Linked DNA regions of Homo sapiens: region 2 is linked to region 1. Evidence: read pairs that join two places in POLR2A ChIA-PET (ENCODE). Cell type or tissue: CD4-positive, alpha-beta T cell. All regions are shown on one strand. Links, peaks and the distances in the headings refer to the core of each region. The heading gives the core; the rest is flanking DNA.

Region 1 (6,577 bases), core at 3,478-5,977:
CATGGTTGATTAAATCACTGGCCCTTGGTGATAGACTCAACCTTGAGTCCCTCTCCCCTTCCTGAGACTGGGGGTAGGGCTGAAAGTTCCAACTCTGAGCATAGGGCTGATTCCCTCCCTGCAGTGAGCACTCCATCCTGTAGCCATCTAGGTGGTCCAAAAAAATCACCTCATTAACATAACCTGGGGTGTGTGAAAAGTGTTTATTATAAATAACAAAACACTGCCTTTTACCTTTAGTGCTCTGAAGCTGTCTTGAGCTGCTTCAGGAACCCAGGACAAAAGGCCATATATATACTTTAACAAAAGATCAACTTATTGTTCTAGTCCCATAGGAAGTAATAGGCTTAAAGGAGATGGGCCTGTAATCTTAGATGGAAATCAAAAAATATTCATCTTAGTAATACAGGTCACAAATGCCAAGGGGCCAGGCAGCTAATGAATGAATGACGACAATAGGTGCTAGGCTGTTTTATTGTGATCAAGTATAAACTCCTCTTAATTACACTGTCTTTAAAATAAATGTCCGTGGGTAGCCCATTGGAATTGAAAACTGTAGTTTGTATGTGTTTTTTAAAGCAATTGTGGTATTAAAGGAAAGGACAAATCCTTAAGAAAACAAACTAGGGGATTTAACTGACCACAATTTTTTCTGAAGTGGATGCTCTGAGGTTTGCACATCTCATTCTGCATTATCATGCTGGCCTGGGGGAATGTGTACTCTTCAGACAACAAGCTTTTAAGAGACACCAACAAACCCAAGTGTCTGACGGAGGGTGCACAGGATGCTGACAGGCTCTGAGGCCATCTATATGATAAATGAACGATTTCTCTAGCCTGGAAACAAACAATTGGGGCAGTCTTACTAGGTAAGTGAAGGAGCAGTGATTCTCTTAGTGTTTTCTCTTGGCAGAGGAGCTGAAATCCCACACCAAGTGGCCTAAGGGTTACCCATATTAAGTATAAAATCTATCTGAAGCCTCTGTTTATTTTTTAAGTTCTGTAAACTATTTGAATTTTGCATTATATGCCTAATAAAACCATGTGTTTATTAATATAAAATAACATACTTCCCACCCATCTTCACATAAAATTGCTGTGTTAGGAATACGAATCGTTAAACTTTATTGAGTACCTACTATGTACCAGATACTGCTCTAAGTGAGTTTTACAACTTTATGGGGGGGGGGGGTGCTTAATTATCATACCCATTTTACAGATAAGAAAACTAAGAGAGATGTTATGTCACAGAGCTTCAGGGACAGAGTCAGGATGTGAAGCCAGAAAATCTAATATCAGAGCCTGTGTCCTTCACCACTCCACCAAAGCACTCTTCAAACTTCCATTGGTGCTCCAAAAGCCCAGGACAAGAGTTCAACATTGGACTTCAAATTAAATAGTAACTCCTACAGCTTAACTGTTCACACTGTAAAACAATAGTGCTCAGAAACATTTTCACATGCTACGCGAGATCTAAAATCAAGGTCAATTACTATGCAATTTCCCAATATAAACTAAGATTAATTTTTTCAAAAGATACTCAGCAACTACAGGTTGAAATGTTAATCAGGATAGCGATTTGACTGAGTTTTTAAAATTGTATAGTCACCCCTCGGTATCTGTGGGGGATTGGTTCCAAAACCCACCAAGGATACCAAAATCCATGGATGCTCAACTCCCTGGCAAAAAATGGCATAATATTTGCATATAAACTGTGCACATCCTGCCATATACTTTAAATCATCTCTAGATTACTTATAATACCTAACACAATGTAAGTGATGTGTAAATAGTTGTTACACTGTATTGTTTTGATTTGTATTATTTTTATTATTGTATTGTTATTTTTTATTTTTTCTGAATATTTTTTTATCTGAGGTTGGTTGAATCTGTGGATGTGGAACCCGTGGATCCAGAGGGCCGACTATAGTTCCATTTAAGCCCCAGAATCAACAGGCCAGCATGGTAATCAGACCTTCAGGGGTCTTTGATTTTGGTTAATGATCACGAATCTTGTGGGATCAAATGTTGTTGGCAGTGCTGCTGTCAGTGACACGGTTTTCTGGAATTGTGAGTTTCTGAACAAAACAAAGGGCAGTTATCCCTCAGGATCCGTGGGAGATTTGTTCCAGGACTCTCTAAGGATACCAAAATCTACAGATGCCCAAGTCCCATATATAAAATGGTGTGGTATTTGCATATAATCTACACACATCCTCCTAGGTATTTTAAATGATCTCAAGATTACTTAAAATATTTGACACGGTACATTGTAAATGCTATGTAAATATTTGTTACACTGTATGGTTTAGAAAATAATGACAAGAAGAAAAAATCCATACATGTTCAGTGCCAACTCTGAGCATAGGGCTGGTTCCCCCTGGCAGCCAGCACCCCATCCTGTAGCCAAAATTTTTCCCCAATTCCCTAAATATTTTTGATCTGGGGTTGGTTGAATCCAGGGGAGCAGAACCTACTGGAATGGAATCCGTGGATATGGAGGGCTGACTATACTTTTAGTGGCTATACCAAACCCGGCAAGCTCCTCATGAAAAATCAACAATCCACTGTTCCTCCTCGGGCATCAACAGTTCATCCACATTAAAGGCACTGTGAATAAGGGTTACTATGACCTTGATTTTACTTTCTCTAAAATAACTCCAACCTTTTACAAAAGTCAACCCTAAATGGGTCATGGCTGTAAACTTTAAACTTTTAGAAAAAAAATGTAGGAAAAATCTTAGGCATCTGAGGCTAGTCAAAGGGTTCTCAGACTTGACCATAAAAGCATGATCCACAAATGTAAAAACTGATAAACCGGAACTCAGCAAAATTTAAAACTTGCTCTGCAAAAAAACCCTAAGAAGATGAGAAGACAAGCTACAGACTTAAAGAAAAATATCTGCAAAGCACATGACTAGTACCTAGAATATATAAAGAACTCCCAAAACTCAACATTAAAAAAAAAAATTCAATTACAAAATGGATCAGACATGCACAGACATTTCACCAAAGAGGATATAAAGATGGCAAATAATCCCACAGAAAGATGCTTAACCATATTAGCCATTACAGAAATATGAATTAACACTACAGTGAACTACCACTACTAGAAGAGCTAAAAATGACTCCAAATGCTGGGGAGGATGCTGAGAAACTAGATCTCTCCTACACTGCTGGTGAGAATGAAAAACGGCACATCCTCTTTGGAAAACAATTTGTGGTTATCTTTAAAAAGATATGTCTATGTTTGAATTCAGAATACAAAAATAATCTATTTTCATGGTCAATATTAGAAGTAAAAAAAATTACTAGTTTCTTTATATGATGTGGCTACTACATAGACTAATAGACTGGGAAAGTCAATAGTAGGCCTTCCCCTAATTCAACAACAGTTGGTTCAAATCTGACCACAGCCCAAGAGGCTACTTAATCTATTTTGCTCCATTAATGAAGATGCAGTGACAACTGTCGCGGAAGTTGAGGCCTCCAAACCCAGGCTGTCTTCCAGGATTCTGGTTCCCTCCACCAATCGAAACTGCACTTTTCACAGAAAAAATAAAATGGGTCTGGTTAGACAAGAGCACCTCCCTCCCCTATTAAAAGAAGTGGGGCAGATATCTTCCGACAGCATGCCATGTGCCAGTATCTTCCCTTTAGTTCCATTCTTCACTCTCCTCTGTGCCCCAACAGACTCCAGGAGATTTGGAGTGGGAGGGGCGGAAGGCAGGCTGGACTTTCAAGCTCCAGGAACTGCCAGCTCTCTTTACCTTCAGGGCTAAAGGGGGTGCTGGCGGTTACTGGCCTTGGAGTGCTACACCATCCTTCCTTTTCCTCAAAACAATAGTACTCAAACTGTGTCATGCACTAGACAGGTTTATGAAAGCAGACTGCAGGGCCCTATCCTAGGAGCTTCCCATAAGATAGTTCTGGGGTGGGGCCCAGTAATTTGTATTTCTAACAAGTTTCCAGGTTACTTCTGAGATAGTGAGAATACAAACTCTGTCACGTGTTTGTAAATTGTCTTCCTATTAAACTCTTGTCTTAGGACTCTGAAACAGGCCAGATTTTTTTGGCATGAAGGAAAAGCCTGGCAATCAAGTTATAGATAAAAGACTTAATGCTTAAATGCATTTTTCTGTCAAAGTGATATACTGGTAACAGCCTGATGATACAGGAGCTAGAAATTATTTAGACAGATAGTGAGGGTAAGAGAGTCCTCGGCAAGGTTTCCCTTTTAATAAAAAGCAGCCCCCAAATCATTTCTTTTCTAACAAAAAGCGGCCTGAAAAATCAAGCTGCAAGCATAGATACACAAGTAAAAGCTTGCATAGGTGAATGCCGGCAGCTGTGCCAATGGGAAAGGGCTACCTGGGGACCAGGCACAGATAAGAATGTAACAGAGGAAGCCTGCTGCAATTGGTTAAATCCAAGATGGCCAAAAACTTGACTGAATGCATACTCTTGGCTGCATTATGCCCCATTACCATAAAACTTCCCTGGGGAAACCGCCCACTCCCTGCCACGTACCTGAAGCTATGGCAGTTCCAGATTAACCACATTTAGTCAAGAAAAGGGTGGCGCCCTGATTCTGGGAACTGCCCACCCATTTCCTGGAAACCCTCTCCTTTCATCATAGAATATTTGTGCCTTCATCATGCCTGTCTGCGTAGCGAGCCCTGACCACATTACACGCCTCTTTTGAGCACATCCAGGCTCCTCTTTTGAGTGTGCACTTGCTTTCACTCTGCAACAAACCTTCTACATTTTCACTGTGGTCTCCCTTTCAAATTCTTTTGTGCAGAGAAGCGAAGAACCTGACCTGGCCTACTGGCAACAGTATCTTTCTCAAGTAGCTCTATTATGTGACCACTCCAAAGGCAAATCTTTTTTTTTTTTTTTAAACATAGCACAAATTAATGCTGGACATTAGAATCATAACGTGTTCATACTAGAAAAAATCTCAAGAGATAATTTAGAGATAATTCTCAAACCGTAGCATCAGAATTACCTGGAAGGCTTATTAGAACACAAATGGCTGGGCCCACTTTGGAGATTCTGATTTAGTGGGTCTGGGAGGGCCCAAGAATTGAACCAGGGACTACATTTTGAGAACCACTGCACAATCTACTTGATTTATTGATGAGGAATCTCAGCTCCTTAGGTTTTTATATGCTAATGCTAAGCATTTTTAAAATAAATGGAAATTATCCAGTGTATCAATATGAATACTTTTCTATACTTAGTTGCTAAATTATAACTGTATGTTTTAAGTGGTACTTCAGAATGAAATATTTCACTGAAAGGTTTTCCTTAGTCTTCCCCTTTTCCAGTCTATGCCTTGTCCCTTTTCCATCTGCCCCCACAAACCCGCCACCAGTGGCAGGGTAGCGTTGAGGAACTGTCTATAGATGTGATACTGTCTAGATTTTACTGAACTCCTAAATTCTGTACACAGACAAGATCTGATTTTTCAATTGATAAAACGAGATTATCTACCTACCTCAGCCAAGTAGCATACTCAAAGATTTGCAAAAATTAAATGGCTTATATGTGAAAACACCTGTATAACTCAAGTAGGAAGATGTCAATATGTCTTTATTTATTAACCTTGAAAGGTTCCTTCCAGCCTCTGGGCCTTGATACAATGCTTCTCCTTCCACCCACTTTCCCTTTTGTTTTAGGCTTAAATATGACTTTCTTTGGCAGGGGTAGGTCCTCCGGTGATACTGTCTTCCAGCTCTGGTGCCCTGTCTTACAGAATGTGTCACAATTATACTTTAACGATTTGTGCAATGATTTTTATGATTTAGAGTTGTCTGCTTGGTTCTTCCCTAGCTCCTAGCACAGCATTTGATACACAGTAGGTACTTATATTTGTGGAATACATTCCTGGCTGAAGATTAATTTAGTAGTGTATATGTAACAATCCTAAAATCAGTCCCAAAGTATATTTTAGTACCGTTTTGATCTCAAAAAACTTTAAAAACACCATGTAATATTTTAAGTTGTGAATTTTAAATTATAATAAAAATGTAGTATCAAAGAATTATAAACAGTAGTATCCATAGCAGGGATTAAGTTCTGAGCTCATTCAGTCTTTACCGTATGACACATCTGACAACGTACTTGACAGAAGCAACACACACTGAAGCACCATCTTAAAATGGCTGTGGTAGAATACCATAGAAGACCAAAATCCCTTAAATTACCAGGGCAAGAACTATAAGGAACTCAAAAGCCTCCAGTTAGCTTCCTTTCTTTCGGCGTTCTTTTTGCTGTGATGACCAAGGTCTGAAATACAATTTCTCTACCCAGCCCCATCGCCTTTTCTGCCAGGTACAGCTGAACTAAGTTGGGCTAACAAGGCAAATGATGGGCTCCAAACTGTGCTGCATCTGTCTTTATGGTGGCCCTCTTTATTACACCAAGATCCCCAGACACAACCTGCTGGCCCAGAACACTGCCTGCTGCCAACTAGAGCATAACCTGCTCATTCTCTCCACCACCAAGTGCTTTATGGGCCAGGACACAGCCTCCTGGGCAGTGGTCCTTGACCTTGGAATCTGACCTTGAC
Region 2 (7,985 bases), core at 2,274-4,773, 270 kb before region 1:
GCGCAGTTTCTACAGAGTTATAGTATCCACCAAATACTCATTGACATTACCTTTATAATGCTATAAATGAACAAACAATACTAAAAAATAACCACAATGATTTTTTGAAACAATGATAACAGAACTTAACCTATAAAGTAGACATCAGTGCTTCACAGAAACCACAGCTGGAGGCATAATCACGTTCCAGTGAGCTCACCACCACTCAGCATGTTGCAGGATTCCTATACTGCAAAGGCCAAGGGAAAATCACTCTTCTATTTCACCATCTACTTCTACCACACACATGTGAAATACACCATGGGGGAGGAGAGGAAGATTCATAGTTACTTAAGAGTATGAAAATGCTGGGAGGAAGATTCTAAACTGAATCATAATGGAGAAATTAAAACAAGCACAGAAGGAAGATTAGAACGTTTGAAGTCAAAGTAACTTTTTAAAAATCAAGGAACATTTCAAAATATCCAAGGTACCATTTTAGTTTGCCAAGTTCCAACCTGGAGTGCTATTTTATGGATCAGTTTATCAGGCCCCCAAAATAAGGAGCAATGTAGGAAACAGGATCAGCCTGTCCCCTCGCCTGAAGCCCCAAAGACCATTAGAAATGCAACCTCAGTAGTATCCAAGGGAAAGAAACAGTTCCCAGATGGCCTTTGCCGTGTCAGTCCTTCTAGCCACCAACCCTGCTCAGACATAAAACCCTACTCAGCACAGCGGCTCACCTAGGTTCACCTTTCAAGTACACTGAGTGCTTCATGGAGGAAGTTTCTTAGACTTCTCCTCACCTACAAGAGCCGGCAAGGCTACTCTCAGACCATGTCCAAGGCTATCATAACACAGGGTCACCAACAGGGCACGAAACCTATGGCTGCCATGTTCAGCCAGGAAGAGCATGTTCCCATGGGAAAGCTTGGATTAATCTGATTAATCTTTCTAGGAAAGATTAGGAAACTTCTAGGAAACTTAAAGAATGTACTTTGCAGATGTCCCAGTAAATTAATTTTCCCGATTTCTAAACTCCTGATGTTTGAAAGCTAATCCAAACTAGATAGGGCCTAACTGACTGCTCATTAGCTCAGCCTATTAAAAGGCCCATTGTCATTCTCAGGACAGCCACATTTACTGAATATTTCATGCAATGCAAGAAGGACCAGAAGCAAAATATGTAACTCTCCTCTGTGTCTGTGTTCCTGACTAGTGCAGAGCCTGAGTCTGGCACAACCTTAAATCCGCACATTACTCCCGCACCAAAAAGCAAGCTGATGCAAGGTTTGAGAGCAGGGAAGGAGAGATTGTATTTTTAAGCAAGTTCAGAAATTTCTCCCTACAGTCTTGCGTGGCTGCTCTTGTTTTAACTTGTTCCATCACACCCACCCCACCCTGATTTTGTTAATTTTATTTCCTCATTAAAGGCTAAACAGTCTATCAAAAGAATGCCTCAAAACTCTCCTTAGGGACAAAAATGCAAACACAAGCACCATTTATCATGTCAGTGATCCTCAGTATCACACCACTAAAGGGGATGGAAGGCGGCCATTAGACAAACATCCCATTATCTCATCTACAAGCACGCTGAGTTCTGACCATGGACTAGAGTCTGATGAACGGTGGCGTGAGCAGAGAGAACAGTGAGAAGAAGACACATCTGTCCTTTGTTTCGTTGCATGGCCCTGCTTGAAGGTGCTCAAATGGGAAAATCCACTCCCGATGGCCCACAGGTGCTATTCCTCAGGTTTAACAGTCCTTAGCGATGTGGTTTTCAACACCAGCTGAACATCAGAACCACCTGGGAGTCTTTACTTTGCCAGATGTCCCCAGGATGTCTAATTAAAGTGGTTCTCTGTGGGTGGGACCCAGGCGTGAGTAGCTGTTAAAGCTTCCCAGGTGATGCTAAGGTACAGCCAGGACTGAGAACCACTGCCGTAGAGAAATCCCTCTGCCTCTGTGCCGGTACGTCAAGACAGAACTAGGTAGGGTCAGGGGCTCAGGTTAAAAATAGCACACTGCAGGGGGCCAGGCATAGTGGCTCATGCCTATAATCCCAGGACTTTGGCAGGCCAAGGCGAGAGGATCACTTGAGCCCAGGGGTTCAAGACCAGCCTGGGCAACACAGTGAAACCCATCTCTACCAAAACAAAAATTAGCCAGGTGTGGTGGTGCACGCCTGTGGTCCCAGCTACTCAGGAGCGAGGATCACCTGAGCGCAGGAGGTCAAGGCTGTGGCAAGCCATGATCACACCACTGCACTCCAGCCTGGGTGACAGAGTGAGATCGTGTCTCCAAAAAAAAAAAAAAAGCCATACTGACATCAAATCCACACACAACCAACTGTCAGACCAAAGACCCTGTTTCCTATTAAAAGGTATTTTTTAGGTGCTAGTAATTGTACGGGGTCTTCCTCACTTTTGTAAGGAGGCAGAAAGAACAGAAAAACCCTAATGTCTCCATTTGAGACTCAAAGCTCTCTTGAGGTTTCAGAGATGCCCTCTATCCAGCACAATCACCTCTAATACTCACCTTGCCCACACAGACTAGGCTAAGGAGAAAGTCAATGTACTGCCATCCAGTCCACACACAGCAGCTGAGCTCAACTGCAAAACTTGTTTACAAATAACAAGGTAATTCTAAAGCAGTCACATAATTTATTCCCAATGTCACCGGGATACTAAACCAAGACACATTGTTTCCAATGTCACCAGAATACTAAACCAAGACACACTGCATTTTCATACAAAGATAAGTCTTTAAACTACAGAAGCACAACCCCCAGAAGTCAGCAGTGGGGTCCCACGATCTCCTGGGAGGAAATGCCACCTGTGCTCCAACTTCATCTGGGGACATTTGTAGCCCCATGAAATGTCCTTAAACAGGTGACAGGTCATCCACATTAGGGTTGTTCAAAGAGAGACCCAGAGTATAAGAGCCCCAGGTTCTCCCCCCACACTGCATCTTAAAATCACTTTTAAAAACCCTGGCACCCAAATCATACCCCAGACTAAAACAGATCAGGATGTTGGGGGACAGGCCAGTGCATGGCAAGTTTTAAAGCAGTGGTTCTCACACTTTAGCACGTATCTAAATCCCCTGGAGGACCCGTGAAACTACAGATGACTGGACCCTCCCCCAGGGTTTCTGATTCACAGCTCTGGCCTGAAAATGTGCATGTCTAACAAGTTCCCACGTGATGCTGATGCTGCTGGCCCGGGGGCCACACTGTAAGAATCGAGAATCGAATCACAGCTTCAGAGGCGCCCCAGGTGGCTTTAGTTACTGCGGCCAGAACTCGGGAGCACTGTATTATTAAGAGTGAGCTCCTGGCCAGGGCACCAGGAGGAGGGAATTCTTATCCAAGCTCGGCTACAAGGTTTTTTGGACCTCAACTTGCTCTTGATATATAAAATTGAGGGACTGCATGAAAGAGATCCTAGGTTCCTTGCAGAAACAAAACGATGACTTTTTCAAAGGACTGCCGACACTAAGACACATAGAAAGGAAAAGGAAGTGGTCTCAGGGCAATAAAACAGCTTTTGAAATATAGGGGAAGGTAAGTTCTCACTCATGTGGCTTCAGTGCACTTGGAGACACACAAAGGATGTGGGCTGTGCGTGTGTTCTAAGCTGGTCATGCTGCTGCCCCGACTCACCTGTTAGAACCTTGCAGAGCTGCTCAGGTCTCTGGGCCTCAGCAGAAGGGCTGGGGGTCAAGGACCATTTGCGCCTGATCAGATGTTCTCGTCCACTGAATGGGCCCTGGGAGTTGTTGAGGGGCTGGATTAGCACCTGCTCCTGCCCAAGCTGAATGAGGCCAACCTGTCCAGAAAGGAGAAGGAAACGCGATGTCGGTCATCCTCACTCACACACGCCCATGGCCCCCCGGAGGGGCAGGCAAGACCACCTTGCTGTGATTTGGTTTTCCAGGTCTGGGCTCGTTTCTTTGCAGATTGGTCAGATTTACCTGAGCCCAAGAGTGAGCTTGTGTGTGACTTACAAACATACCACAGAGCAGCTGCGTTGGGGGTAGGGGTACAGAGACAGATACAACAGCATCCATTTTCCATGTTGGCTTTCAGAGAAGATGAACTACTTCATTATCAAATTTTTAATTTTAAAATTATTTTTTAAGTTACTTCAAAAATCATCCCCCCAAAAGTCCACCTGGGAGGCAACACTGAAATTGTTGGGAATGACATTTGTATCCCTAATGGAAAAATGTATCTTATCCCTGGGTATATTAAGAGTAACATTAGTATTGTTTTGACAGCATCAAAACAATTTGCCCTCCTTCAGCAGGCACCTGCTGCTAGTTTCCCTTCTTATGCAGAGTCAAAATGGTAAATCTCTCAAGGAAATCGAACCCAGGCAGGGCCAGGGGAGGACCTGGTTTGAACACTGATCGATGCAGTCAACATCCCCTTCTCCTGGGAACAATCCCGAACTGCCTTTGATCGCAGATTCAGGAGATCTGGCGGATGAGTCTCAGGGGGCCATGGCATCCTTTCTTGTCTCCCTCTTCCACCCTCACTTTTCAAAAGCCATGACACACTACACCCCTGGTTCTCAAAGCCTAGCGTGTGCCCAAATCACCTGGAGGTCCTGCTGGAGCCCAAGAATGTGCATTTCTAAGAAGTTTCCATGTAATACAGGGACCACACTTGGAGAAACAGCACTCCCCACCACACGCAGAGCTAACTCCAGTCTCAAGTATAAAACTCACTTAAGCCAAATGAGATAGACCCCAGCTCTACGTTCTGAAAGGATGCACCAGTACCAAGATTCCTGGAAAGTAAATCAGATCAACTAATAAGATCGCCTACAATCTTGCGTCCCCAAGATACAGGGTGAGGCCATACTTACCGCTCTAAGCATATTTCAAGGTTTCCATTTCATTAGAACTTTTGCCAAGAAAAACTCAAAGATTTTACTGCCCAAATAAAACTGTCTCAAAGTGGCACTGCATGACCTGCAGGAGAGCACAGCTTTCCTCCCTCTCCTTCAAAGTGAAAACTTGAGTTTGTTCACTAGGAAACTTTGGGGAAACTGAAGAAATGGAAGACGGTGGCCACAGTGGGATCTGCAGAGCTCCATCACAGCTGTGCGCGATGCGGCCTCGGTGCAGAACACCCGAAAACTGCCGCAGTCAAGAAAGAGTGGGCAGGGTACGGCACAGTGCCTGGGATGGAGCCCCGCGTGGGAGGACCCCCCACCTGCTCCCCAGAGGATACGCTTCACTCTAATGAGGGGCTGCACTCATTTGGAAACACCCTGGCTGTGGGTCAAAGCCCCCCCAGGATCTAGCACTTTCAAAGCTAGTTATTATTCGTTCAGTCTAGAGTTTGCATTCACAAACCCCGGCATAAAAAGCAGTCAGCTGTTAGTTCTAAGCTGATACAAATTTTTAAAGACAGGGAGATCTCACCTTGGTGAGAAATCCTACACATACACACTCATATACACATGCAAAGCATCACTTAGCACCTTAGGGAAGGTTTTTCTTTACAATTCTCAGGGCCCCCATGTGCTGGTTTCTATAAACTTAAGGAAGAAAACAGCAATGCTGGGGAAAGATGGATGAATGGACTAGTGGGTACTCGCCCCGGCAGCCACTTGCCCTCTTGGGCCCCGACCTCGAACAGGGATGTGGCCAGGCTAGCACCAGGAAGGAGGGGTTGTACAGGGCCCTCACCCTGGGAACCTGCGTGAGGAAGGGCCCTGCCTCCTCCTCCCTCACTGTCTCACTGTCCCCAGGTTCCTTCAAGCCTAACACTGCCATTGTCAGCATGCCACCAGTGGTCAAACGTCCTGTTGAGAAGTGCCACCTATGCATTACACACAGTCTCACCCCAAATACCCACCAGCCTTCCTTCTCTCTCCCTGACCTCTCTTCCCTAAATAAACCCCCTTCCCCGCAGCCCCCTGCACTCTTACATTCCAGCCCACTACCCCATGTTATAGGACCTTTTCACGACCTAACGGTTTGTTCCACTGAGGCAAGATCAGAATTATTCCTCCTGTTTTTGCCAATGTCTGCCACATAACAGTTACTCAGAAAGAAAAAATTCGACTGAAAATGCAGTTACGTGCACAGACTGCCTGCAGCCCCCTGGCTCAGGGCTTCTCATCCCCGGCTACCTATTGTTATGATCTGGGGAGCTTCGAAAACTCCTGATGCCTCAGCCCCTACTCCAGGCCAAGTGAATCGGAATCTCTGGGGTGGAGCCCAGGCACTGATATTTTTTCAAAGGTGACCAGGAAAATTCAATGTGTAGCCAGGGTTGAGAAGCGCCGTCCTAGCTTTTCACTGGGTGCTGGAGACCCTGGACACCTACTGCCTTGATTCCATGTGGAGAGGTCCTTGGATTTGGAACCTGGGACTTCCTCTGTGGAGCTCTGCCCACTGCCCTTGCTTCTGGCCCACGACTGCGCGTGGCCCCAAAAGCTGAGCAGGGCTTCTTGGATCTGTGTGACTCCCGTGTCACCATCTATGCGGGGAAGGGAGACTCAGGGAAATGTTTGTCCAAGGCCTCTTCTGTCCCATTGATGGCGATGAAGAAACACTAGCTATGAGCCTGTGCCTTAGACACAAGAGGCCTGCAACCGTCCTCCAAAGAGACAAACTTTGTAGAAATAAATGCCTATGGCAGACAGAACTGGCAGCCCTGAAGCCCCTTGGTTTTAAGGCATATAATAAAGCCCCCAATGAAATGGTGCTCTTAAAAGAGAAATCTTCAGTTTTGCAGGATTTGGTATGCTATACTATAAGTGTGGCTCAAATAAAATGGATCAGGCAATAACTTGATATTTCAGCAGTTGTGAGTGGTTACCTTTCAACTCTCTTTGTTGTGGGTACTTGCTTTGAAGGGTTCTATTAAGACAGAGTTGTAAATCAGGCATTGTTCACGCCACACCACCTCGTGCCTGAAGCAGGACGAGCTCTCACTGCAGTGTGGAAAGTGTGAAAGACATAGAGGTTTTTATCACCTAACGTTAGCACATGTTCTCGGCATAGCTTAGAAAATGCAGTTAAGATAACAGAGAACGTCTGTCCTGTGTGCTTCAAAGCAGCATGCCTCTGTGGGAGGGGACAAAGTCACACGATTCCACAAAGACCGCAATGGAATTCCCTTTCTTCAGGAGTCTGCAGCTCCTCAGTTAACATGAGTGGGTCTCAGGTCTCCTTCTCTAGGTCAAGATGGGTTGAGAGGATAGGGCCAACGGGGTGGTGAGTTTGCTTCCTGTAGGGACCAACCAGCTTCCAAGAAGAAAAAGCCACCCTGTAACTGCAGATCCTCCCGTCCTGCCTCTGACTCTCCGGCGGGCACACACCTCTTTCGATCCTCCCGTCCTGCCCCCCGACTCTCGGGTGGGCACGCACCTCTTTCCGTGGAAGGAGGCTCCCCCACGCAACACGGCCACGCGGGGCTTCCCAACCTGCACCCCTTCTGAGGCACCACCTGGAGGGCCCCTCCCCCGGTCCCGCCGCCTCCTCGAATGTGAAATGCCTGAGCACAGACGCTTGGTCTTCTTCCCAAAGCAAGCCTCTCCTTGGTAATGTGGGGGTCCCTCACTTCAGTGTCAGCCCTTTCAGACCACTAGTCAGTGCCAGCCAGCCAAAAAGGACTGCCAGCCTGCCCTTCAGAGTCCCTCTCGTGTGGTCTTCCTTCCTTTCTGAGGCTTGCCATGGTCGGAGGCTTGAGCCTGGTCACCTCCCTGCTCTAAGTGCTCCCCTCGTTCAGTCCTCCCCATACGGCTAGCCCCAGGATTCCCCAACTACCCATCCTCCATCGCCTCTCAGCCAGTGACCCTCAGAGTGCCCTCCCAGGACGGCAGCATCAGCACCCCCGGGGGAACTTGTGAGAAATGCAAGCTCTCAGGCCCACCCCAGACCTGCTACATCAAAAACTCCTGGATGGGGCCCAGCAGTCAGTTTAACGGGCCCTCCAGGGGACTGTAACGCCGGCTCAAGGTTGAGAACCACTGCTCTAGGAT

The links. ChIA-PET counts read pairs that join two places held together with the same protein. Peaks named below come from ENCODE experiments on the same cell type or tissue, not always from the same donor. Only the 100,000 strongest peaks of a DNase experiment are listed, where the experiment ranks them.
Region 2: POLR2A ChIA-PET joins it to region 1 with 9 read pairs; 10 of 35 experiments call an interaction of 5 or more read pairs at or near these places.

Annotation. Positions count from the first base shown.
Region 1 is chr15:100,592,380-100,598,956 of GRCh38, forward strand. All of the region lies in intron 1 of LINS1 (lines homolog 1), which reads right to left. Among named protein-coding and RNA genes, the nearest start is that of LINS1, 6.5 kb to the right of the region's middle. In CD4-positive, alpha-beta T cell, for the core only: no CTCF peak of the experiment used is centred there; a DNase peak (open chromatin) is centred at 4,622; H3K4me3 peaks cover 2,323 bases; H3K27ac peaks cover 2,500 bases.
Region 2 is chr15:100,327,246-100,335,230 of GRCh38, forward strand. ADAMTS17 (ADAM metallopeptidase with thrombospondin type 1 motif 17) reads right to left here. Exons shown (of 22, transcript NM_139057.4): 3 at 3,644-3,809. Among named protein-coding and RNA genes, the nearest start is that of ADAMTS17, 11 kb to the right of the region's middle. In CD4-positive, alpha-beta T cell, for the core only: no CTCF peak of the experiment used is centred there; a DNase peak (open chromatin) is centred at 3,576; H3K4me3 peaks cover 933 bases; H3K27ac peaks cover 826 bases.